3 separate regions of the Mus musculus genome follow, and all the other regions are linked to region 1. Evidence: chromatin loops called from intact Hi-C (ENCODE). Cell type or tissue: left cerebral cortex. All regions are shown on one strand.

Evidence for each region. Peaks named below come from ENCODE experiments on the same cell type or tissue, not always from the same donor. Only the 100,000 strongest peaks of a DNase experiment are listed, where the experiment ranks them.
Region 2: a loop joins it to region 1, with 2.5 times the contacts of the local background. A loop is called at or near these places in 2 of 42 quality-filtered maps.
Region 3: a loop joins it to region 1, with 2.1 times the contacts of the local background. A loop is called at or near these places in 6 of 42 quality-filtered maps.

What each region holds. Positions count from the first base shown.
Region 1 is chr7:64,946,392-64,954,391 of GRCm38, reverse strand. All of the region lies in intron 2 of Fam189a1 (family with sequence similarity 189, member A1), which reads left to right. Among named protein-coding and RNA genes, the nearest start is that of Nsmce3, 77 kb to the right of the region's middle. In left cerebral cortex, a CTCF peak has its summit at 3,745 (motif pointing left); DNase peaks (open chromatin) are centred at 42 and 3,748.
Region 2 is chr7:65,275,628-65,283,627 of GRCm38, reverse strand. No RefSeq gene overlaps it. Among named protein-coding and RNA genes, the nearest start is that of 1810049I09Rik, 66 kb to the right of the region's middle. In left cerebral cortex, no CTCF peak of the experiment used is centred here; DNase peaks (open chromatin) are centred at 721, 1,603 and 4,172; H3K27ac peaks cover 494 bases.
Region 3 is chr7:65,151,256-65,159,255 of GRCm38, reverse strand. Fam189a1 (family with sequence similarity 189, member A1) reads left to right here and starts at 2,728. Exons shown (of 10, transcript NM_183087.4): 1 at 2,728-3,151. The coding sequence starts at 2,933. In left cerebral cortex, CTCF peaks have their summits at 3,501 and 4,543; DNase peaks (open chromatin) are centred at 3,483, 4,498, 5,233, 7,748 and 2 more places; H3K4me3 peaks cover 2,557 bases; H3K27ac peaks cover 1,874 bases.

The sequences.
Region 1 (8,000 bases):
TAGCCTCAGGCAGTTTTCCATTGGCCTGGATTTTTACCCGGGCGTGGGCAGTTGTGAGCCACGCTACAGAAGCTGCACAATGCTGTTTCTCAGTGTGATTTTTGTGAGGAACAAAGTCCTTTTCCAAGTTCATTCCAAATTGGTCATTTCTATGTTGGAAACTCTCCAAATATCCCCATCACCACATTCCAACAGTCAGTCCATTCAATATGTCACCATCTCTCTCCCTGCCATACTCCACCTGACTCCCCTTATCATCAAACCCCAGACACACCCCTCCTTCCTGTACGCCGAGTGTAGAACCTTCTCTCTTGACATAGCTATAGTCACTGCCCTCAACTTTAAGTTTTTATTAAACTATCAGGATTTCACTGAGGCCAACTCCACTGAGAATCGCCCTTCCTCCTCTGGGCTTCCTCTTTCTTTGGTTTCCTCCATGTCCCACCTGTATAGTTTTGTGTCACTATAGTGCAATACTCGACACTCGCTACTTATGAATATATCGTGGTAGGACATGCCATGTCTTCATGAGGCAGTGAGAGGGGACACAGGTAGGTCTCATGGCCCTGTTTGAGGGTAGCGTAATCCTGATGGACCTAAAGCTCTTCCTCTAGCGTCTTCAAGATCCTAGTGGTACCACTTAGGGACCACGCCTTTAACACAGGGACCTTTGAGGAATAAATACTCAACCAAATTACAGCACCACACTAAATGCTATGATTTGTTTATTCTCTCACTCTTTGAGGGTCACTCACTAGGGTCATTCCTGTGTACCTCCAAACTGAGACATGGAACATATGCTCAGATGTTGTGAGGGGAGGCTACACTCAGATATTTATTTTGGGGCTCAATAGATGAATTCAGAATTTATAAACTACAGGCTCAAGATGGGGCATTTGACTCCCAACAGGTTTCCCTAAGGAGCCCACCGACCTCTTAGACCCTGGCTCAGAACATCTTCTTTGTTCATCCCATTCTGTGCCTCTGTGATTTGTGCTTCCCCAGACACATGGCAGTGAGCTGGAAGTTTGGTCCCCCATAGCATTCTTCAATTAATTCTTTTTTTGCTGAAAGACCGAAATTAAAAGTCAGGCTTATCTTTGCCTGACCAATTACAGTGTGTGCACCACTGTGGAAAACCAGCCTGCCATTCGTCTATTGCTGATATCTGAGATATCTAATAAGCCCCTGTGTTAACTCCTCTGAATCCCTGGCTCTTTCTAGTTGCATGTATGTATGTATGTATGTATGTATGTATACACATATGTATGTATGTGTATATGTACATAGTAATACATTATGATATATCATAATAATGTGTTCTTCTAGTACTTTCTTTTCTCTGTTTCTAAGCACCTAGTATGGAACCCAGTGCCTTGTGCATGCCGGGCAAGTTCTCTGCCACTGATACACATGTGCTGACTCTTGGGGTTTTTTGTTTGTTTGTTTGTTTGTTTGTTTGTTTTTGAGGCAAGTTCTTGCAACATAACCCAGGCGAGTCTTGAAATGTTTTATGTAGTCCAGGCTCTTACTGAACAACTGGTTGTTCTGGATGCTGAGATCACACATTCAGACCCTTTATGATACTCATGATAAAGATTGTGCCGGGCACTGGAAACCTAGCCAAGTGCCCAGGGCTAATAAAATCAGGGATCTTGGAGGAGAACCCACAACTGTCCCTTTACTAAGCCATCTGTCCAATGTCCACAGACAAGTGTAGTTATCACCTCTCATGATGAAACTTCTCTTTGCAATAGACAGAAACTATTATAGAAAGCCACAATCAATCAAAATGTAGAGTCATACAGCCCATTCCCAACTGATACATTACAACATAACTCCTGTATCTAAGACTTAGGGAATCATTGAAAAACAGGAGGACTGAAAGATTGTGAGAGCCAAAGGAACAGGGAGTTTGCTGGGAGACTGTCTGCTGCAAGTATCAGAACCACACCCATAAAGTCTCACCACCAACGTGGCTTCCTAAACAAACCGGAACAAGGACAACAATAGAGATGTTGATGTGAATGGGGAAGCCCACAAGGCCTCAACCACAGGCAACTGAGGAATGCTGGGAAAGTAGTCTTCCCCAGGGAAGAGCACACCAGTTGGCTCTCTGATAACAAAACAGTCAGTAATGAAGCATATATATGTGTGTGTGTGTGTGTGTGTGTGTGTGTGTGTGTGTGTTTGTGTGTGTGTGTGTGTGTATTCACAAGTAACATCATACAGATGGATCAGGTTGTGTTTATGTATTTAGGAACATACACATGTAGCAATTGTTACAGAAAAGGACTCATGACTTTAAAGAGAATGGGGGAGGTATAAGAGAGGGTTTGTAGGTGAGAAAGGAGAAATGATGTAATTATGTTATAATCTCAAAAAACCAAAAACATGAAGAGGAGGAGGAGAAGAAAGAGAAGGAGGAGGAGGAGGAGGAGGAGGAGGAGGAGGAAGAGGGATCGACATCACTAATCAGTGGAGAAATGCAACTCAGAACCAAGAGATACCATTCCCCCATCTGTTTGAAAGGTTATTATGGAGTGTACAAATAACAATAACAACAAAAACACCGATTACATTGTGGTGGGATGACTTATGTCTCAGGTCTGTTGCAACACATGCTTCTTGGTGTTTATATATGTTTGCAAGTAAATTATAGTTAATGGCCCTGTATAACACAGGTAAGCAATGAAAACTTAAAAATTAAGAAACCAAAACCAGAATTTCTTACTATCAAGGTTCTATGTAGTGACTTTTTAACTTCCCTCTGATGTGAAGGAGATAGACATTTAGAAGAAGCCAATGTTAGTTCCTACATAAACATGGAAATCCTGGCTTTTCTAGGCATGCTGGACAGTGGCAGGAATCTGCTCTCCCAGTTACCTGCTCATCACTGCAGAGGGTACTGAGCTGAGCAGTGTGTTTGTTATGATGTTCAGTAAGTTAGCTACACTTGGTACATTTGCAGCCTGTGGTATTTTCAGTTTGCTACAAGTTTATCAAGACATGACCCTATCATAGATGCAGGAGTGTTCAGAATAAAACAACAACAACAACAACAACAAATTCCTCTTCTCCCTCCTCTTCCTCTTTCTCCTCCTCCTCTTTCTCCTCTTCTAATAGAAATCTAAGATCAGCAAGCATGAGCCTCAGGCTACATTTAACCAGGGCATCTCAAGGGCATTTTAGATGGCTATTTATGTCAGGCCAACCTCAATCGGCTCCAAACGTTTCTATGACCAGTAAATAACTAGTTATTAACCCAATTGGAAGCAAATTAGCACTCTTGACTTGTGGCTTAAAATTCTCAGGTTTGCCCAAGCAGAGTGGGACAGACTAGCTGGGATCAGATCTCATTTAAGGTCGTCTGCCCCTCTTTATTGCTGAGAATCTACCAAATGAGAGCATTTTCTGAACATCACATCACCTCATTCATAGAAGAGGAAGGGAACTCTCTCAACAGTGCTATCACAAAGCTTTGCTTACTCAGCAGGTTGGGAGTCATGACCAGAGATGATAGGAGAGTGAAATGAATTTGGAAGTTGGCAGAGAGGGATACTTAAAGCTAAAGGAAGATACTCTTTCATGGAGCCGATCCATAAAATAATAAAGAATGTAGATAACGCAAACATTTTATTTAATGGGCATAATTTATGGAGACAAGTGGATGCTAGCAAACTGACTGTCCTAGTAAAGGGACATCCAACACTGTCTGCGGCTCCCTTTGTTCTCGCTGCTCTCTGCTGCCATCTTGGGGTAGGGTGTGTGGAGAGCTGTGAATAGGAGCTTTTGCCCTGAAGCAGAGGGGCTTCACTGGTGCCTTTCCTTGCATCCTCTCTCTCTCTCTGTAATGTCCCCAGGAAGTGGCGATTTTTCTCTGTTTCCCACTGGCTTCTTCCCTGGGCTTTGGTCACAGGCATCTGCTTTTTTTTTTTTTTTTTTTTTTTTTTTTCTTGTTTTATCTTCGACTTTGCCTGGCTGTTCACCTCTTCCTTGATTTTTGTTTACCTTGAACCTCCAAAGCTCCCATCATGCCTTTCTTTCGTTGTCTGCTCTCGAGGCACCTGCCTGAATTGGACCCTGGTTCCGTTGCTTAGCAGCTGGGCAGACCTCCAAAAGTCACTCACTCTCTGTGTCTCCTTTTTCCCATTTGAAAACTGCCGATCACCATGGTGATTCAAATGGCTGTCACGATAATTTCAATAGTTGATAATAAAGTGCTCAGTCCAGTCTCTACTGAGGAATTAAGCTGCCATCGTGAGTCTGCCTCACTGGGGCATGTGCAGTTGAAGGACAGGGGCATGCACTCCCAGAGGGGTAGCTGAGGTGACAGCCGAGCTGAGACCTAGAGTTCATAGGGCCATAAGAACTCTCCACACTCATTTTGGTTTTCCATCATCTCTAAACCATAGACAAGGAAGCAAGGAGGGCAAGCCAGGATGCTGGAAGATTCTCTGAAGGGCATTAGTAAGGATGCTCATATGGGCTGGAACTTGAATGATCTGGTGACCTGAACTTGTACAGGATACCCAGACTTGTCCCTGGGAAAGGCCAGGGGCACAGGGTCCTCAGACAGGGAATCTACCACAGAGAACCCTGGGCACACAGAGAAGTCTGGGAACTCAAAGAGCACATGGCACCTGGGCAGAGAGTCTGTTCCTAAGTAACACACAATGTCCACAGAGGCATTAGCTGACCTTGTAGCTGGCAGAGCCAGCACAGGTGTGTGTGAACCAGGAAAAGTCCCCTGCTAAAGGCACACCAGGAAGGGGCTGCTTGTGTGTGGACTATGTTTACCTGGAAGGGTGTGTGTGTGTGTGTGTGTGTGTGTGTGTGTGTGAGAGAGAGAGAGAGAGAGAGAGAGAGAGAGAGAGAGAGAGAGAGAGACATGTCCGGGTGTGCCTAGATGTGTAGTGTGTGTCTGACTGCCTGTATATTATTGATGAAAAGAATTCTTGCTTCAAAGAATGAAGGAGATAGTTTATTCTGAAGTCAAATCTGAGTGATTATAGCTCAGAAACACAATTCAGGTTTCCCTAAATATCATGTTCTAACATGGTAGGATTTTGGTTCCCAAGTATTTAATGACATGGAATAAAAAAAGTCATACGCTAAGACACTCTTAAAGTACATTGGTGGGAACATGAGGTAGGCGGGTTACAGCAGAGCAAAGACATTTGTGTTAAAGGCATCAGGTATTGCCTGACAACCGGTTAAATTCTTAGCTTTTGGGTTGGTGGTAGCTAGGATTTGTTAGTGCATTCCATAGACAATGGCATCTGGTAGTTAAAAACAATGCTAAGTCACACACAGAGATGGTCCAGGAGTACTGTTCAGGGGGCTAAGTGGATCCAAGAGCATCTCTCTTTCTCATCATCTGCAACATTCCAACTCTCCACAAGCATGGACGTTCTCATCAGTCAGCTTTGCAGGGTCTTCACACAGGTGAGCTGTGGCTTTCCCCACCAAGGAATCTCAGCTCACAGTATGCTCGTGTTCACATACCTGTCCTGGCATGTCTCAGGCTGTGTATCAACAAGGACTTGGTCCAGTGGTCCTCTTTCCCTGGTTGAGTGTAGAGGGGCTTGTTGCTGGAGGCAAAGAGGAGTGTGGACCTGAGGTCAGATGCTCTCAACCCTGGCTGTACCACCCAAGGGCCAAGCCTTTATTTCTCCAGCCCCAGGCCCCTCCCTGCCACACTCTGCTGAGAAAGCCCCTCGGGCATCCATTCTGACTCCTAGAGAAGGCATAGGGCTCCATTCAAGGGATCCACTTGCAGAACCCCACATAAGCCCCAGGTGACACATAAGCCCTTAGTTATCTCCTGTGAGAACTAAGGTTGTGGTAAAAGAGCCACAGTTTGTTCAGGGCTTGGAACCTTAGCAGTCATCATTTGCCGTTCATCTGGCTGGGACAAGGCTGCCCACTTTACAAAGGGAAAAGCAGGCTTGACAAAGTGAAGCAACTTACCCAAAGGCATATGTGAGTAGATCTTGGTGTAGACAAGCTTGTGCTTGTGAGTGTGTGAGACTGTGTGTGTGCATGGTGTGTGCTGTGTGTGCCTGTCTGAATGTACATGTGTGTGTGCTGTATCTTTCTATGTATGTTTATACCTGTGTGCTGTGTTTGAATGTCTATGTGCTATGAGTGTATGTGTGTGCACTGTGTATATATGTTTTTGCTGTGGGTGTTTTTCTATGCCTGTGCTATGTGTAGGTATTTCCAAGTAGCTGTGTATGTGGTAAATACATTGTTGTATGAGTATCTGACATTGTATGGTTGAGTGGTGGGTGGGTGAGTGTGTGTGTGTGTGTGTGTGTGTGTGTGTGTGGGTGAGTGTGTGTGTGTGTGTGTGTGTGTAGTGTGTGTGTCTGAGCATGTATCTTTGTGGCATCTGCATGTATGTAGGGTGTATTGGTTTTTGCCAGCTCAACACAAACTTGGACTTATTTCCTAAGAGGGATCTCGATGGAGAAACCACCTCATTCAGACTGATCTATAGGCAATCTGTGGGGGGATTTTCTTTTATATTTTAACTATTTGTTGCATTTTCTTAATTGATAATTGATGTGATATGCTCACTTTGGGCAGTGCCACCTCTGGACCGTGGTACTGAGCTATATAATAAACCAGGCCAGTCAAACCGGTAAATAGCATTTCTCAATGGCCCATGCTTCATTTCCTGCCCTGACTTCTCTCAGTGGCGGACTATGGCTTTAGAGTTGTACGCTAAAATAAACCCCTTCCTCCCCAAGTTGCTTTTGGCATGCTGTTTATCACAGCAATAGAGAGCAAACTAAGACATAGGATGTCTCTGTTTAATTGACCACAGTATTCTCCGTGTGACCTCCCGGGCTCTCAGAGGCCACTAATGTAGTTTCTTTCCAGTGTGTTCTTAGTAGATGGATTATCCTTTTAGCACATGCTTTTGTGCAGACTCCCATTATCCACAAGCACTAGGCTGCTCTGTGGACAATGTGTGCGGCCGCTTGAGAGCAGGCTGTTTGTATGGCCACTGTGTATCCTCTCGTGGGCTCAGAATTCTCAGCTTATCGGAAGAACCTCTGCTCTCCAGCCTTGGTGGACTAGCTAGCTCTGTTGCCTGAGGCAGTAGCTTGTAGAACTGTCCTCCTTGGGGTTGTACAGCTCAGCAGTCATCCAGGAGGCAGAGGCAGGCAGATCTCTGTGAGTACAGGGCTAGCCTGGCCTACATAGCAGTTGCAGGCCAGGTGGAACTACATAGTAACCACCCACACTCGGAACGCCTTGGACCGCCTGGATCCTTGCGTATGGATGCACATGTGTACAGTTCTTGAGGAAGTGGTCCCCAGTTTCTGGAGTCTCTCAGGCCAGCAGTGGCCCTGTGAGAAATCCATAGACACACACTATGTGTGTCTGGCTTGGGGTCAGGAGTAGGAATAAAGTTTATGTCTTTAGGAGAAACCAGGATTCTTGCATATCCTATATATTTTAAATATAATGCAGATATGACACAGGACTAGTACATGTGTATTCTAAGGGCCAGGGTGCAGGTCGTCGTGGAGCGCTTGCCAAACGTGTGTGAGGGACTGGGTTTGCTGCCGTCTGTCAATAAGCAACAACAACAAAAAACTGTTTGTTTTTTTCCTCCCTGAGAATTCCTCAGAATGCACTTGAATCATTTCTTATAGAAATATATAACCTTTGCTTCTTACTCTACATGGAATTGATTTTATACCTGAAAGTTATTTCTGCTCCTCCCCACCCCCCCCCACCCCCCATCCTGAGTAGGTGGTTACACGGTTTAACATTTCTAAGTATGGAGCTGGAGGTTTGGCTCAGTGATTGGGTGCGTGCTGAGTTTGCCTGAGGCCTTGGGTTTGATTCCCGGAACCAGGAAAAAAAAATCTAAATATAGCAACACTTAAATAGAGAATTTCTGCCTCTGCTGCCCCAGCCCCGTCCCTTCACACCTAATTACTTTATTCATTTCTTAATGGAGAAATAGTAAGATTCCT
Region 2 (8,000 bases), 330 kb before region 1:
ATTTCCTAGTGTAATTTTTTTAATCCCCTCATTTTGCCAGGCATGATGGCACATGACTGTAAACCAAGCACTCAGGAGGCTGAGGAGTAGTTGTTAGAGCAGGTTGGGCTAGAGAGCAAAACCCTACCTCAAATACATAAATAAACTTGTTTACTTTTAACATTTTTTTAATACACACACACAAACACATGTATATACATATGTGTGTGTGTGTGTGTGTGTGTGTGTGTGTATTAATCAGTATGAATGCTCACTCCAGTCAACCTTGGATTCTCACTAAATGCATGAGATAGAGAAGCTGTACTCTGTGTGTGTATTTGCGTGCACGTGTGTGTACATAGGTATGATATTTCTGTGTGTTCATTACCGAGCTCATGTGAGGAGGTCAGCTGTCAGTTTTCGGTGCTAGTCCTGGGAGACCAGTGGGTCTTCGAGCTTTTGGAGATCTCCCTGTCTCTGCCTTTCATCGCCCATGGGTGAGCTGCGGCCACAGACGCTTGTACCGCTCTGTCCAGTTTTCGCTTGAGTTCTGAGGAGCCAAACTCTGGTTGTCAGCATGTGGCAGCATCGCCTGTGGAGGCACCTCCCCCGCCCCTCACGTGGATTTCAGTCACCTCTCGTGTCGCTTGGTGTTGGCCAAAGGACTCCCTTTAGGGTAGTTTGGAAGGATTTACTTGAGGTGAACCTTCTTCCGCTTTGCTCCCGAATGTTTCTCTGCTTCGCCTCCACAGAGAAGGCTCCACTAGGCTTTCCTTCAGCACCTCTCATCTCTCAGCTTCCGGGCCCCTCCTCCGCTGCTGCTGCAGCAGCAAAGCCAATGGTTCTTTGCTTGCTTTTGCCGAGGTTTGCTGCTGTATAGAGATTTGTCTTGGTCTCGCAGATGTTTGACTATGCTTGCGTCTAGGTATGGATCTCATGTTTATTCTACTTAGAGTTCGTTGTGCTTCGCTGATGTGTAAATTAGTGCCTCTCTCTCTCTCTCTCTCTCTCTCTCTCTCTCTCTCTCTCTCTCTCAGTGTGTGTGTGGGGGTTCTCTCTTTCTTGATTCTATTTTTATTCAGTTTCATCTCTTTCCTCCTTTCTTCTCTCACCTGAATCTGCCATAATACAATCTTTCTTCCTTTTATTTTTAGACAGATATCCTGCTGTGCAGACTAGGCTAGAGTTGAACCCATGGTCCTAGATCCTCCCTCTTTAGTCTCCTGAGTACCAGTAGTGCATGTGGCTTGGACTGGATGGTTTTTATTCATCTATTTTTTAGTTTTTATGCCAAGTCCGTGCTGTTGAACCTTCTAGTAAACACACACACACACACACACACACACACACACACACACCATTTCTATTTGTTGCTAGGCTGGATTCTGTGCTATTGTTGTTATAACCTTTCTTTAGCTCCCTAGCCATGATTTCCCTTAGGTCTTTGAACATACTTACAATGGCTGCTTTGAAGTCTTTGTCTAAAAGGCAGCATCAGAGCCCACCATCTGCTGGCTGCTACCCCAGCCTGCAAAGTGGGGGTCCCATTTTACTTGTATATCTCCAATTTTTGAAAACGGAACACTTAAGATATAATATTGTAGCAACTCCGAATTCTCTCCTCCACCCCCTCTTTCTCTTACATACACAGTATGTGGGGATTGTTGCTAAATTTATTCACTTGATGCTACCGAACAAACCCTACAGTCTCTGAATCTTGGTGCTTGCCACGGAGGTCTGGCCTTGTCTGTTTTGTCCATTGGGTGCCTCAGGATCAGCGATATGCTCAGCCAACGATGGAGCCATACACTAAAAAGGTCTTACAGCCCCCTGGGCTCCCACTGCTCTGCCTGGACTTGTGTGTGGTCTAGAGGACACGCCCCCCACCCCCCACCCCAGTGCAGGCACAACTCCTCACACTCAACCAGAGAAGCAGCCTGCCTTCCTGAGTGCGCTGCCTTACCCTGGCCATCTGTGTTTCTAGACAAAGGGGATGTAGGGAACGTCCTAAGTGTACCAAGGCCTAGGGCTCCCATTCCCTATCCCTCTGGTTGAGTTTCTGGCTAGTCTGTAGCGCTGATGTTTGTATAGCCAAATCATAATCTCAGGCTTGCCACAGTTTTGCTCAAGCTGTGGGTGATTGTGTCAGGTGGTTGTGGGGATTGCCTGCTCTTGGTTTGTTTATGATATTCTGTCAACTACCCAGCAGCCAATGCTGTGTTGATGAGCATGCCTCTGACAGGGCCCAGGCCTCCCACAGGCCCCTGATGCTCCCTCCTCAGCAACCCCCACCCCTCTCCCCACCCATACCTGGGAGGGAGACGGCAATGAGCAAGAAGCACATTAGTCTGATACGTTTACACCATGTCATCCCATCCAGTAGTGGCTGGGGCAGAGAGTTGCAGAAGAAGCAATCAGTGTGGCTGCCCCGAGCCCTGGTAACCCTTGGCTAACTGGGGAAACTGGCAAGGATGTGCCAATGAAGGTTCAGCCTACTGTGAGTCACACCCACCAGCCTGCCTGGACAGACTGCCAGCTAGTACAGATGCCTGCAGCTGTTGCCCCTCTAGGAAGCTCAAAGCCCTGTGCTATGGGTGCCAGAGAATCTGAATGGCCAAGAGTGCGAGCCATGTTCCAAGTCTGTCACAGTCACCATGAAAGTGACTAACAACCCCAGAGGGAAGCCAGGCCCTGTGTCCATGAGCACAGAGGCTCCAAGACATGACTCCCTAATTTGCTACACTTTGATTAAGCCCCACCTCCCCCCGAGACCACAGGCATCCTACCGTTTTCCAGCCTCTGAATTAAAAAAAAAAATTGAAACCTATTTAAAAAAAATTAAAACCTGTTTTTGACTTTTGTGTGCAAACAATGATATGTAGGTTCTTAGAGTCAAAACTCTGGATTTCGGGCCATTGTCTAATGGTCACTCGGTAGCGGCATCTCCTGTGTGCCTTTGTTAGGGAGGCTCCAAGGTTCTTTCCCTCCTCATTATGAACCTGAGATTAAATACCGGGCTTCAGGCCCAAGTGGGCCAATTTTGGAATGACCCAGAGTGTGATTGGCAGCCTTTAAAAAAATTAATTAACTGAGCTGTCCCCAATAGAGGAGCTAGAGAAAGGACCCAAGGAGCTGAAAGGGTTTTCAGCCCCATAGGAGGAACAACAATATGAACCAACCAGTACCCCCAGAGCTCCCAGGGACTAAACCACCAACCAAAGAGTTGCAGCCATGGCTACAGCTGCATATGTGGCAGAGGATGGCCTTGTCGGACATCAATGGGAGGAGAGGCCCTTGGTCCTGTGAAGGCTTGATGCCCCAGTATAAGGGAATGCTAGGACCAGGAAGCAGGAGTGGGTGGGTTGTTGAGCAAGGTAAGGGGGGATGGGATAGGGGGTTTTCAGAGGGGAAACCAGGAAAGGGGATAAATTTGAAATGTAAATAAAGAAAATGTCTAATAAAAAAGTCAATAAAAATTTAAAAAAAGAAAAAATTAATATTTTATCTATTCATTTTACATCCTAATATCAGCTCCCTGTCTCCTCCCAGTACCCCCTCATGCAGAACCTCTCCCTATTCCTCTCTTTCCTTTTCCTTTGAGAAGGGGAGCCTCCTTCTAGTATCACCCCCTGCCCCAGCCCCCATCCTCAGAACATCAGGTCTACTGCAAGACTAGGCACTGAGGCTAGACCATTTAGGGCAATGGGATCCACAGGCAGGCAGGCAATAGGTTCAGGGAGAGCCCCCTTTCCTGTTGTTGGGGACCAAGTTGCTCATGTGCTACATATGTACATATGGGCCTAGGTCCAGCCCATGCTTGCTCTTTGGTTGGCAGCCCTTTTAAGACAAGCGATTTTGAGAAGACATGAAGGGCCTGAGGAGAGCTGAGAATTCTGTCCACGTGGCTCATTCTCCAAGGGTGGCTTACTTGCCGGGAGATTCTCTTTCTGCTCACATCACTCAGTCTATTTTTTAAAAGGCAGCCTCAGAGCAAGCTACCCAAGTCAGGTATCCGGGAGGGGAGAGCGGGCCCGGGCAGACCTTGCCACTGTAAAACTGCAGCATCATCTCTGGGGGTGAGGCTTCAGCACCACGCCATCTCATCAGTTTCCTAGATGAGCCTTTCAACGACATCATCATTCTTGTCACCTTCCTGCAGTTTGAATCGCACCGCTGCGCTACATCCTACGCTAAAATCCTCCATCTTCCCCAGGGCGGCAGGATGATGGATTCTGTACAGATGGCAGCTGCTCCCCGTCTGCAAGCGGCCACTAGCAGGAAGAGGAGAAAAGCCAAACCCTGCTTCCCTGCTTGACAGCTCTGGCGCCTTCTTCCAGAAGCCTGGTATTACTGGGGCTAGGAAGATGGTGTCTCCAAATGAAGACTTCAAAGGCTCACGTTCTGTCTCCTGATGGGCATTGTCTTTTGAGATGAGCTAGAAACTAGAATGTCTCTTTCCTGAGGCAACCCCTTTCCAAGGAGCCAACTACAAAGCCCGAGCATGGCCCCCTGGAGCTGGGAGGGTAGCTCATGCCGAAGCCAAGAGCATGCTAGTTCCTGAGTTCAAGCCCATACCTCAAGGCAAACTCCTGCTGTTATCACACCTTTCTTTGTGAGAATTGTCAGAAAGCAATCCCCCTGGGTTATGCTATTTGATTGATGGTCATAAGACCCGCCTCTAGCCCCATTCCAGAAGGATCCTGCCCATTCTTAGAGAGGAATGACCCTGAGAGAGGTCACTATTACAGACTATGTGAAATCCCCTCATGTGTTGACCATTTGAGCCTCAGATGGTAGTACTATTTTAAGATGGCTGGAAACATTAAAAGTTTGAGGTAGGTGATTCCTGGGTATCTACTCTCCCCTTCTCTCCCTTTCCTTTATGCTCACCATGAGGGAAACAGTGCCCTCCACTTGTGCCCCATGAGCTCCACCCAGGCACATGGGGCCAAGCAGCCACCGACAGAACTCTTAACACTGTGAGTGAAGTAAACCGCTTTCCTTCAGGCTGTTCCTGTCAAGTAACATGGCCGCCGTGATTTGTAAAAACGCAACTCAGAAGAGTCAAGACATGCTGTGCTGGTTTGGATGAGGAATGCCCTGTATAGCCTTAAGCCTTTGAACACTTGGTTGCTGGGGTTAGGAGGCACAGCCTTGATGGAGGAAGTCTGTCACTGGGGACTGGCTTTGAAAACTTAAGGTATCTCCCTACTTCCAGTTTGCTTGCTCTGCCTTCAAGATGGGAACTGAGAGCTCCTGTCCCTGCTTCTGCCTCCTGCTGTGCCTCCCAGCCATGATGGTGATGGACTCTTACCCACTGGGATGGTAAGCCTAAAGAAACTATTTCCTCTATAAATTGCATTGGATATAGCACTTTAGCACAGTGACAGTAAAGTAACTGCCACACAGGTCTTTCTGGGTCCCCCCTCTCTCTGTTATATTAGATCACAACCTGTAAGTGGCTTGTTTCCAACCTTGCATCTACATGGTCGCCCAGGCTGCCCCCAACCTTAGCATAAAAATGAGCAGTTAGTCCATCCTGGGTCTTTCCCACCTCAATTCCATGTTACAAAAGACCAACCAAGTTAACCTTGTTTTCCTTTTATTGTCCTTGTTTCGTGAGAGGAGTGATGGTCATGACATTCTATGAAGGACATGTCTTTCCTTATTCCTACTAACTGTACCGTGAAGATTGCCACCCAATTCTTTGGGGGCAGGGGAGCAGGGTGCTGTGGGGACAGAGGCACACTGAACTGCCAGGGTCTCAGAGCTCCGAGTCTTCATCTGTTCACGCCCTTCTCTCCCCCTCCCTCCTCTGTCTTCTCCTCACCTTCTATCCTTCCTTCTGCCACTCTCCATGAGGCTTTCTGAGGAGAGAAGCAAGTGACTGGATTCAGTAATGAACTATCTTGGGCCATCACTGTATTTGGAGCTCTTGGCTAGCTTGATTAGAAGACCAAGGTCTGTGAGTTACAGTGCTTGGCCTTGCAGAGCAGGGTGGGTCAGGTGGTCACCATGATGCTCCAACACCATCGGCACACAGCACAGCCTGCTCAGACCCTTCTGCCCTACAGGAGGATCTAACACACAAAGGCCACAGGAAGTGTGTGGTGTAAGGTTCAACTCCACCCTTCACTCTGCTCCATGGAAGGGACCCGCCTGGACACACTGCTGCCAGCACGCTTCTCTGCGTGCTTCCATTTCTCCCTCTTCCTGAGGATTCGCCACCCAGGGGTCACTGGGTTAGGAAGGTCACTCCTGACCATGGGCTTGCTCTAAACCACAGGGGAACCTCAACTTTAGTACCACACATGCTGACCTGGAAGGGTGCTGGGACGGTGCTTAGCCCCCCCATCTGTCTCTCACAGATGTTGGAGCCCAGTGGACCCCCAGTATGGTCTTTCACTCATAGTTGTTTCCATCACTGGGGCCTTGGGGACCAGGTCTTCATCTACAGGCAGCACAACTGTGGATGTCCCCACTCTGGGTCTCACCCCTCCGAGCACACAGTTCTGAAGGTAAGGTGGCCCTCTGCTTCCTTCTTCGGGGCTTCCACATGTAAAGAGCAGGCTCCAGGGAATGAAAGGATGAATCAGGTTCCCTCCATCCCTCTTTTTCTCCCACCTAGGTCAACGACATCAGTCCCCACCAGGTCTTGTCTGTGTTCCCCAGTAGCACCCTCTCCTCTGGGTTCCCATCTTCTCTAGCTGGGGACTGATTTCAGGGCTCAAGTCTCACTTCCTCTAGGAAGCCTTCCCTAATTGCTCCCAACAGCTGATCTATGACGGTAACCCTAGGCCTCTGTATGCCTCTGTGTCTACGCCATGTCCCAGCTGTCTGCGCTTCCTGCCTGTCTTCCACACAGAGGCTGCCCGTCAGTGCTCAAGAGTGGGCGTTCCCTCTTCTGCCTGCTAAGTCAGGAAACACAGCCATGGGCAGTTGAGCTGATTTTTAGAAATCGATATCCCGAGCTGTCAAATTAACGGGGAAACACAGACTTCAGAGGTTAAAGAGCCAAGCCAGAAAACATGGCCGCGAAGGGGCCTTGCTTGCTTTCACAACAGACATTAAGAAGAGATTTTGAGGGTGCTCCTGGAGACAACTGCAATGATACTGAGCTTCTAGGTAGACCCTTAAATCTCTGAGTGGTTTCCTTGACGACCCTTGGTTTCTTTAATGTCTTGAGCCAACAACAGCTGTAACAGATGCTGCTGATTGGGAGGGCACTAGCGTCCTGGCCCGGGTCCCCAGATGCCCTGGAACCTAGTGAGAGGCTTGAGGTAACTGCAGGGTATTCATATCCAGTTTGCCTCTCCCCCCACTCTAAGAGGGCAGTCACCAGAGAAGGTGAGTTCCAGCAATCAACCAAAGCTGCTCGGGGGTCTGAGGTACACCTGTGTCACTGGCCCTGAGCCACGGTTCCTCGGCCTCTGCACCTGTGTCACCTCCTTGATTGCCTGCATCTGTGTTACTACACTGAAGTCCCTATCCCTGTGTCACTGTGCACGGGACTATTTGTGGCCCTGGGGGTGGGGAGGGGAAGAAACAATCTTCTTCAGTGATGAACACTGCTTGGCATTTATGGATAGCTACTGTGGATAGGGGAGGCTTCTCAGAGGCCACTGTGAGGACTCTGAAATCTGGCTACGTTTATAGACCACACTGTGCCGTAGCAGAAACCATCCCAGTGATGACAAGAGGTTACACCATCATCTCTCTTGCTGCTGTGGTTGAACTTGGAGCTGGAATAACCCTGGATATCTCCTGAGAAAGGAGGGCTCAACTCTCATCAAGACTTTCCAATGCCTTATGGCCACCACAGGTGACTCTGCCCTTACATAGCGGCCTCAGGCATCCCTACTGTGGTCCACAAAGAGCCCATTACTGTACAACAGCTGGACCCGGAGGATCTCCTTCCCTGTGCAGGCTGCCAGGGCTGTGTTGAAGGTCTGGAGTTAGGCACCGGACACTGTGTGTACGTTTGAGCCCACTGCCGTTGTAAGGTGTAGCAGATGGGGCAT
Region 3 (8,000 bases), 200 kb before region 1:
AAAAAAAAAAAAATAACATCTTCCCGACATGCAATTAGCACAGATATACATTCTCATTCAGCATGGAAGAACAGGAGTATAACAGAGGAATGCTTGGACCGAAGGAAGATCAAAATCCAGCAGGGAAAACAACAAATCCTGTAACTCCATGTTTGGCTTTTGATGAAATTGGCTGTGCTCCAAAGGCCTAAGTTAGCCCCACTTGCCCAACCTTTTTATGTGCACCACACATAGCCTCTCTTAGGCTGGCTCTACTCCAACTCTATGACTATAGCTTTCACCATTGGATGTTCTTTGGCATCTGCAATATCCTGGGGTTCCAATTACAACTTTGACTTAACTTGACATCACCCAGAAGGTCTCATAGGGTCTTCTTGCAAGGACCCCAATCCTGTCCCCAGCTGATCACTGAAGCAGTAGAATGGGACTCCATAATCCTCCAATCTTCCACACCTCCCAAAGCAGTTCTATGTGAATGATGGTGCAAAGCTCTGTTGCCAGCTTGAGACTCAAGTTGGTACCCTGAGACCACAGGTGCTTTAGACCATAGCTAAGCTATGGGAAATGTGTCCCCAGACACATCTTTGAACAGTGAACCCTTTAGCACAGGCTTTCTTCTTTAAATGAATTTGAATCTTCACAAAGTAGAGTTTTAGATGTATGGGGTCTTCCCTTACCACCTTAAGGACATCTCTCCAAGTATCCTAATTCAGTGCAGGAGGATTCTCTTCAGTCATTGTCTCTTTCATAATTACAGTAGCTTTCTTACAACTGGTCTGAATGCTTTACTGTCTTAAACCTTCGTCTTCCAAACAAACTAGTTCCATATTTTTCAGCTCAACATTATTCAAGGTCTTGAGACATGGCAGATTGCAGCCAGTTTCTTTGACAGAATGTATCATGGAACCTAGTTCCAAATAGAATTCTTGTTCGCCTCTGGAACCACTCCCACCCTTCCCTGTCACCCTCTCTTGCCATGCTGATAGCAATATCTTCTGGATTACAGTGTGGTCAGAAAGCTCCTTTCCAATCGCCGGGGCGGCAGGTGTAGCAGTATTTTCTATCCCACTGAACCCAGATGCAACTGACTTTGGAGCAATTATCTGTGTGCTGACAAAGTCCCCCGGAGACCAAAAAGCGCCCCCCCCCCCGGGGGGCCTGCCTGCTTTTACTTGTCTCAGACCTTCTCCCTGCCAAACAGTGGACTTTTAAACATAATTTTGACTAGTATACAATGTGGATAAGCTAAGTAATTTGCTCATTTGTAATGCCGATTATCTCTCTTTTGATGTCTTAGAGGCAAGGCTTCTGTCTGGTTTTTGTTTGCTGAGGTACTTACCTCTAAGAGCCTTAAATGGGTGGCTTCTGCTTAGACCCCCTAGTCTGAGCCGGTTTTCAGAAGAATGCCTGAATGGGCGAGGGAGGTGAGGGCAGTCGAGTATCACGCTTTGATATTGTTTCAAGCACTGACAAAAATGCTTCCTGAGAACTTCTAGATAGAAAATACCTCCAGGAAATTGGAATTTGTACTAGGGCGCTCTAAACACCTGGCCAGAGGCTTATTTCATTTTATAAAGAACTGGGAGAGACGACAGCAGTTGGCCACGGGCCAATATTTGGAGGTCATCCACTTTATCCTGGGATTCCCACCCTCTCTCTCTTCATCCCTTGGCCATCCAGTTAAATTGGAAAATAAATCCCATCCCTGGTAAGGTGTTGGCTGATAAAGGCTGAGCTATTGCCCCTTCAAGGGGAATTTGCATTTTAATAGGGGCTCGTCAAGCCCCAAAGGAATCAATATCTCTAACGCTGAAATTTCAAGCACCAGCAATTGAGATATTTTCGGGAGGACACTGTTCGGTATTTCCAATCCAATGGGGCGGGGGTTGAGGGGGAGGAGGCAGACAGGGATGGAGGACTCCATAAGTCCTGCCAAGAGGTCATGGAAGAATGACCTTTGAATTTCATCTTTTGCAACTTTCCTTTTCGGCCAGTCCTTCATACTTCCGACCCTGCAGACTCCATTCAACACTGATAGGCTTAAAGTTGTCCCATCAACAGGACCACAAAAGGCATTGGGACAACCGAATTTCCAGGTTTCCTTGCAATTTCAAGGAAGCCAATCATTAAATCTGGGGGCAAGAGGGAGTATAGGCTGTTTAATACAACCTCCATTTACATTTGCTCTTGTATACTGTTTTAAAGGCTAAACTTGGGACTTGTTTTATAAAACGCCCCGCAAAGGAGAAGTGGATAGAAGGCAGCTGCTTGCCCCAGGGGTGTCCTAGGTGGCTTCTAGGGTGATTCTGCACGAAGGCGGCTAGGCTTATTAACTGGAGGTCGCCACGCCTGGGGCTCAGCGCAGGAAATCGACATCCAAGCCCTTTCAGAGCCTCAGGTCCCACAACCCCGCTCCCACGCCTTGGCCAAAGGGTCCTCTCGGAGTCCTCTGTCCTTGCCGGTGTCCAGGCTCCGTCCGTCCTCTCCCCAGTATCCGACTCGGCCCAGGAGGAGGCACCAACGCGGAGGACACACCCGCGACCTCTCCTGCTCCCTGCCTTGTCCCCCCCTTCGGCTTCGGTTCCCTCCCGGGCCCCGGCGCACAGCGGCTAGGCTCGCTCCCGAAGCCCGCGGCGGCTCGCGCCCGGCACGGCGGCTCGCGCCCGCGCTCGGCCAGGGGAGCGCGCGGACGGGCGGGCGAGCGGGAGAGGGCGCAGCGCGGCCGGCGGGCCCTGCGCAGCGGCGGTGGCATGGGCGCGGGCACCGGTGCGGGCTGCGGGCGCCCGGCTCTCCGCCCGGCCCGAGCCGCTCGCGTCGGCCGCGCGCCGCAGCCTCTGCTGCTGCCCGCGGGGAGGCGGTCCCCGCAGCCAGCGCAACTTGCCCCGGCGCCTCGGTGAGAGGAGCGCAGCGCGGAGAGAGCTTGCGGGACGAGATGCCTCCGGCCGGCGGCCCCCGCACACCGCGTCCGCACGCGCTGCCCCGCAGCCTGTCCCGCCTGCGCGAGTGCCCGGGCCGTTCCCGCATCGTGCTGGCTCTCGGGGCCACGCAGATGGCGCTCGGATGCCTCATCGTGGCCGTGAGCTTCGCGGCGCTGGCTCTCACCACCTCCGCCCGCGTGCGCCACTCCTGCCCTTTCTGGGCCGGCTTCTCGGTGAGTGTCTGCGGCGGCGGCGCGGGCTGGGACCCGGAGCTGCAGTGGCGGGGGACGCGGCCGGCGCCGAGTGGGGGAGCGGACGCCCGGGTCTGGCAGCTGCGGCTCGGCTAGCAGTTTCCAAGTCCGGGCCGGGGAACTCCGGGGACCGCCGCGCGTCGCGCTGCCGCTCCAAAGCGTTGCGCCCGGAGTTACTTTTCTGAGGGGAAAACAGCCAGGCGCCCTCCCTTCGCCACCTGGTGGGTAGCAGTCGGTGGCTGGTGCCTGCCTGGGACAACTGCCCGGATCCCCACTCGCCGCCGATGACCGACCCGGGCAGCGGGCGACTGTGACCAAGGCGGCACGGGGGCGCCCGAGCCCGGTGCAGTACCCGCTGTGCACGGCTCCCTTCGCTGCGGTTCTCGCCGGGGGCGCGCAGGGCTGTGGGTCAGTCTGGAGAGGACCGACTGGTCCCCGCTCTGGCACCTCCCGGACGCAGGGACATCTTGTTTCCCCTTAAGCCCAGGACGGTCTGGCTGGACCTGCTGGAGATCCGGAGTCAGGAGCGTGCTATTTAAAATCCAGATTGATTTTCGGGTTCTTGACCCTCAAATGTTTCCTCCAGCAAACATTTATTAAAGAAGCCATTGGTTCGAGATGATTTTCTTTTCTTTTCTTTTCTTTTCTTTTCTTTTCTTTCTTTCTTTCTTTCTTTCTTTCTTTCTTTCTTTTTTTTTTTTTTTTGGTATTTTGTATTGTTTTGGTGAAAGTTGCTTATATTCTGTATTAATAAAGCATGGACATATGGGAATAGGGATAAATGTGGCACGGGTATTTATAACGATGGGCACTTGTTTCGAGAACTCTTGACATCTGTAACTACATTTGGTCAGTGGTGCACAAATACATTACAGTGAACCTTCTGCGTTTAAATTCCGCTTACGAAGACCCAAAACAAGCCTTGGCAATCAATGCTCGTCGTTTGTTCTTAACTTTTGTAATTAAAAAAAAAAAAAAAAAGTCCAGTCCTGCATGGCTTTTATTTATTTATTTAGTTTGGAATGGCCTTTGTTCTGGCAAGTTCCTTGTCTGGTTTAAAATGAGATCTTAGCCAAACTACCCTGGAAACAAGGATCGATACAGGTGTGGCTGTTCATCCAAATGGGGGTATTAATTTTCAAAGCTTATTTCAGACAGGGGTGGGGACTCATCTGGGAGAGCAGAATAGGAAGGCAGAACGTGTGGTCACAGCTCCCAGTGTTCAGATCGATGAGAGGAGGTGGGAGGCAGCCTCCAGGGAGCCGTGGTCCAAACCCGCCCCTATATATAGTCTCCACACATCTGTTGCTCGGTTTTTAGCATTACTTAATATGCGTTGTTTTCATGTCTGTCTAGTGGGTACTGAGTTTCAGCCTGCTGGAACCAGCCTACAGGTGGCAGGCTGGTGAATTAGCAAGGATTCCTGGCTCTTTCCGGAGCCTCCCCCACCTCCTCTGAGCCTTAGCTGGATTCCCTAGGGTGTTCTAAGAGAACTGATTTTATACACACACACACACACACACACACACACACACACACACACACACACACAGAGAGAGAGAGAGAGAGAGAGAGAGAGAGAGAGAGAGAGAGAGAGAGAGAGATTTTATATATATATGGAAATATATCTTTTCTTCATATATATATATATATATATATACATACATACATACATATATATAGCCTCAAAAGTAAAACATTAATTAGAGACAGTAGAAAAACACATACAAAATACACATCCCCTACATTTTGTTTCAGGAGTTAAGTTACATATGAAAAACAGTAATTCGGCTTGTATGTCAAATGCTGTTGTCTTCAACATCTATAGGTGATTAATTCTAGTTTCCCACAGTTCTGAGTCCTGTCCTGGCGTTAGGCTGTGGGCTTCCATTTCTCTGGGCTCTGGAGAATAGCATGAACCCAGCATAAAATGCTTACACATTTTCCCTCCTTCCCTCTGTCCCTCCCTCTGTCTTCCCACAGGCTTCTTTTTAACCTTCAGAATTGAATCAGCTACAAGTGTTTTGAAATTTATTTTTTTCTATGCTGGGGATGGAATCTCTCCATACATACTAGGCATGTGCTAGACTGAGTTACATCTCCAGCCTTTAAATCCTTTCAATACAGCGTATAGCAATTTTCACACGTTGTCTCTGCCCCGCAGAAAGAATGCTTAGTTCCAGTTGGGACAGGTTCGCATGTTGATGTGATCGTGAGTGAGTAACACGGGCTCTTTGCCTTCCGTATACAGCCTGCCCTTAGCATCGGCGGCTTCTGTAGCCAAGGATCCAATCAACCAGACACCTAAAGTATCCAGAAAGCCCTGTATCTGTACAGACACATGCACAACATTTTCCTGGTCAGTTCATACCCAAATGATAGAATATAGCAACCATTTGCATGGTATTTATATTGCATTAGTTATTCTAGGCAGCCTAGAGATGATTTTCAGGCATACAAGAAACCGTGTGTGGGTTATATGCAAATTGTAAGACATAGAAGGGATTTGAACCTCCGCTGTTGGAGGTTCTTGAGATCAGTCTCCCAAGGTAATGGATATATTTGCTCTAACTACCTTGAAAGGTCTTTAAGATAGGTGACCAAGATGGTAGGTTTTTATGGAAACTCACACTAGGCTTAGTGCTGGACTCTGCTATATGAACCCTCTGAAAGGATACTGGGTACTTAATTGCTGCCTCAAACTTCTTGATCATTTGTGGTTTAGACCTGGTGAAGAATTGTTATATCAACAGTTCTTGTATTTAGGAAAAAGTAATATGAAGAAAAACAATTCTTTTCTTTATTGAGCACTTACTATGTACTGGACCTGATAGTCCCTTTTATATGGACGATAGCCCGCTCACTGGCAGCCTAGTGGACTGTACCTCCCGGTACTCGGCCTTGGCCAATTGATTCCCTCCCTGAGTTTCCATCAGGCATCTCACTTGTCTTAGCCAGGGGAATGCCACACCAGCCTCTTTCAGGGGCTGCTCCTCAAGCAGTCCTGGCAACTTGTGGTGAGTGATCTGAGAAGAATAAAGATGAAATCAGTAACTTCCCCAAGGTCACTGAGCCAGGATGTGGCTTTGAACTTAGCTGCTCTCACTTTAGAAACACCAGGTGCCTAACTGAAGATGATGCTTAACTGTCCATGTGGCAGAGGGTGGACGAGAGCCTGCTGGTGAAGAAATTGCCTTGGCAAGGCAGCCACACCCTCTGTTCCTTAGGAAAACCCTAACCATGCCTGAAAGGTGAAGGGTCAAGAAATTTGAAGACACATTACGCTGGGGACATTAAGAAAACTTAAAAAGTTCTGTGTGTGTGTGTGCCTGTCTCTCTGTGTGTATATGTGTATTTGTGTAAGATGTTTATATATGTGGGTATTCATGTATATGTATGTATGTATATGTATGTTTGTATGTGTGTGTATGAATGCCTGTGCATATATGTGTGTCTATGTGCATGTGTATATGTGTGTAAGATGTGTGCATGTGTGTACTGTATGTGCTTGTGTGTGTCTGTGTGACTATATGTGTAGGTGTATTTATACGTGTCTGTCTCTGTGTATATGTGTAAGAATGTGGGAATATAGGTGTATGTATGTATGTGTATATATATGTGTGTTTGTGTATGTATATCTATGTGTATGTACATGTTTGTGTCTGTCTATGTGTATATGTGTGAATGTGTGTATATATGTGTGTCTGTATATATATATGTGTATATATATATGTGTGTGTGTGTATATATATATATGTATATATATATATATATATATATATATATATACATGTGTCTGTGTATATATGTGTGTATACTTTTATATCCATCTGTATATGTGTATGTGTTTGTATGTGTGTGAATGTGTGTGTATGTGTCTCTGTGTATAGGTGTGTATATGTATATATGTGTGTCTGTGTATACTCACAGAATTGCCACGTGGAGGTTTCAGTCCCTGGCCTCAGGCAGACCTGTGGCAGGGCAGTACATTGTGGTAGGAGTGTATATGCTGCTTACTTTGAACCAGATAGCCAAAAGGAGAAAGGAAGAGGAAGAGGCTGAGCCCCACTGTTCCCTTGTAGGTCACTCAAGACTCCCCCTTAGGCTCCACCTCCTTCTAGAAATGCCATGTGGAACTAAGTCTTTACCACATGGGTCTTTAGGGGACATTCTAGCTCTAAACTGTAGGAGGGGAGCTTGGCAAAGCTGGAGGCTGGTGAGGTGAAGAAGCTGTGGCCAGAGGTCAGTGATGAGCAAAATCTACATGGCGCTTTGATTCTGAGGAGCACCTTGTAGAGTTCCCTGTCCTAGGCTATACTGTCTGGCATGTTAGGAGATGGGTCGCCTCCCTACGCATGAACCTCTGGCACATTTCTGCAGTGACTGACTATACAAGAGCACTGAGCTGGGTGGGGTCTTGACACGTTGCCTTTGAGTTGAGGCGACTAATCTTGCCAGTGCCAGGACACTGAAGTCACCTGCACAGCCGCTGCTGGCAAAGCAGCTCAGTCTTTGTGTTCCCTTTAAGAGCGATGCTGCTAGAATTCTAAAAATATTCCTAAAGCAGTATGTAACTGTTGCCATAACTAAAACCCAGGAAATGTACAAACATGGATTCTCTTCTCCATCAGTGCTCTGTCGATCGGTAGCTGACATCACCAGTGGTGTTTAATATCCCTCTACAAACTTCACAGTCACAAGTATATCAGAATGCTTACACGTGAAATGCTTCCTTTTCTTTCTAGAATAGAAAAATGGGAGTCTACCACCCACATTTTACTCTGTCGCTCCCTTTGAAATGTGATGTGTCCCTTGCCCATAACTGGTGACA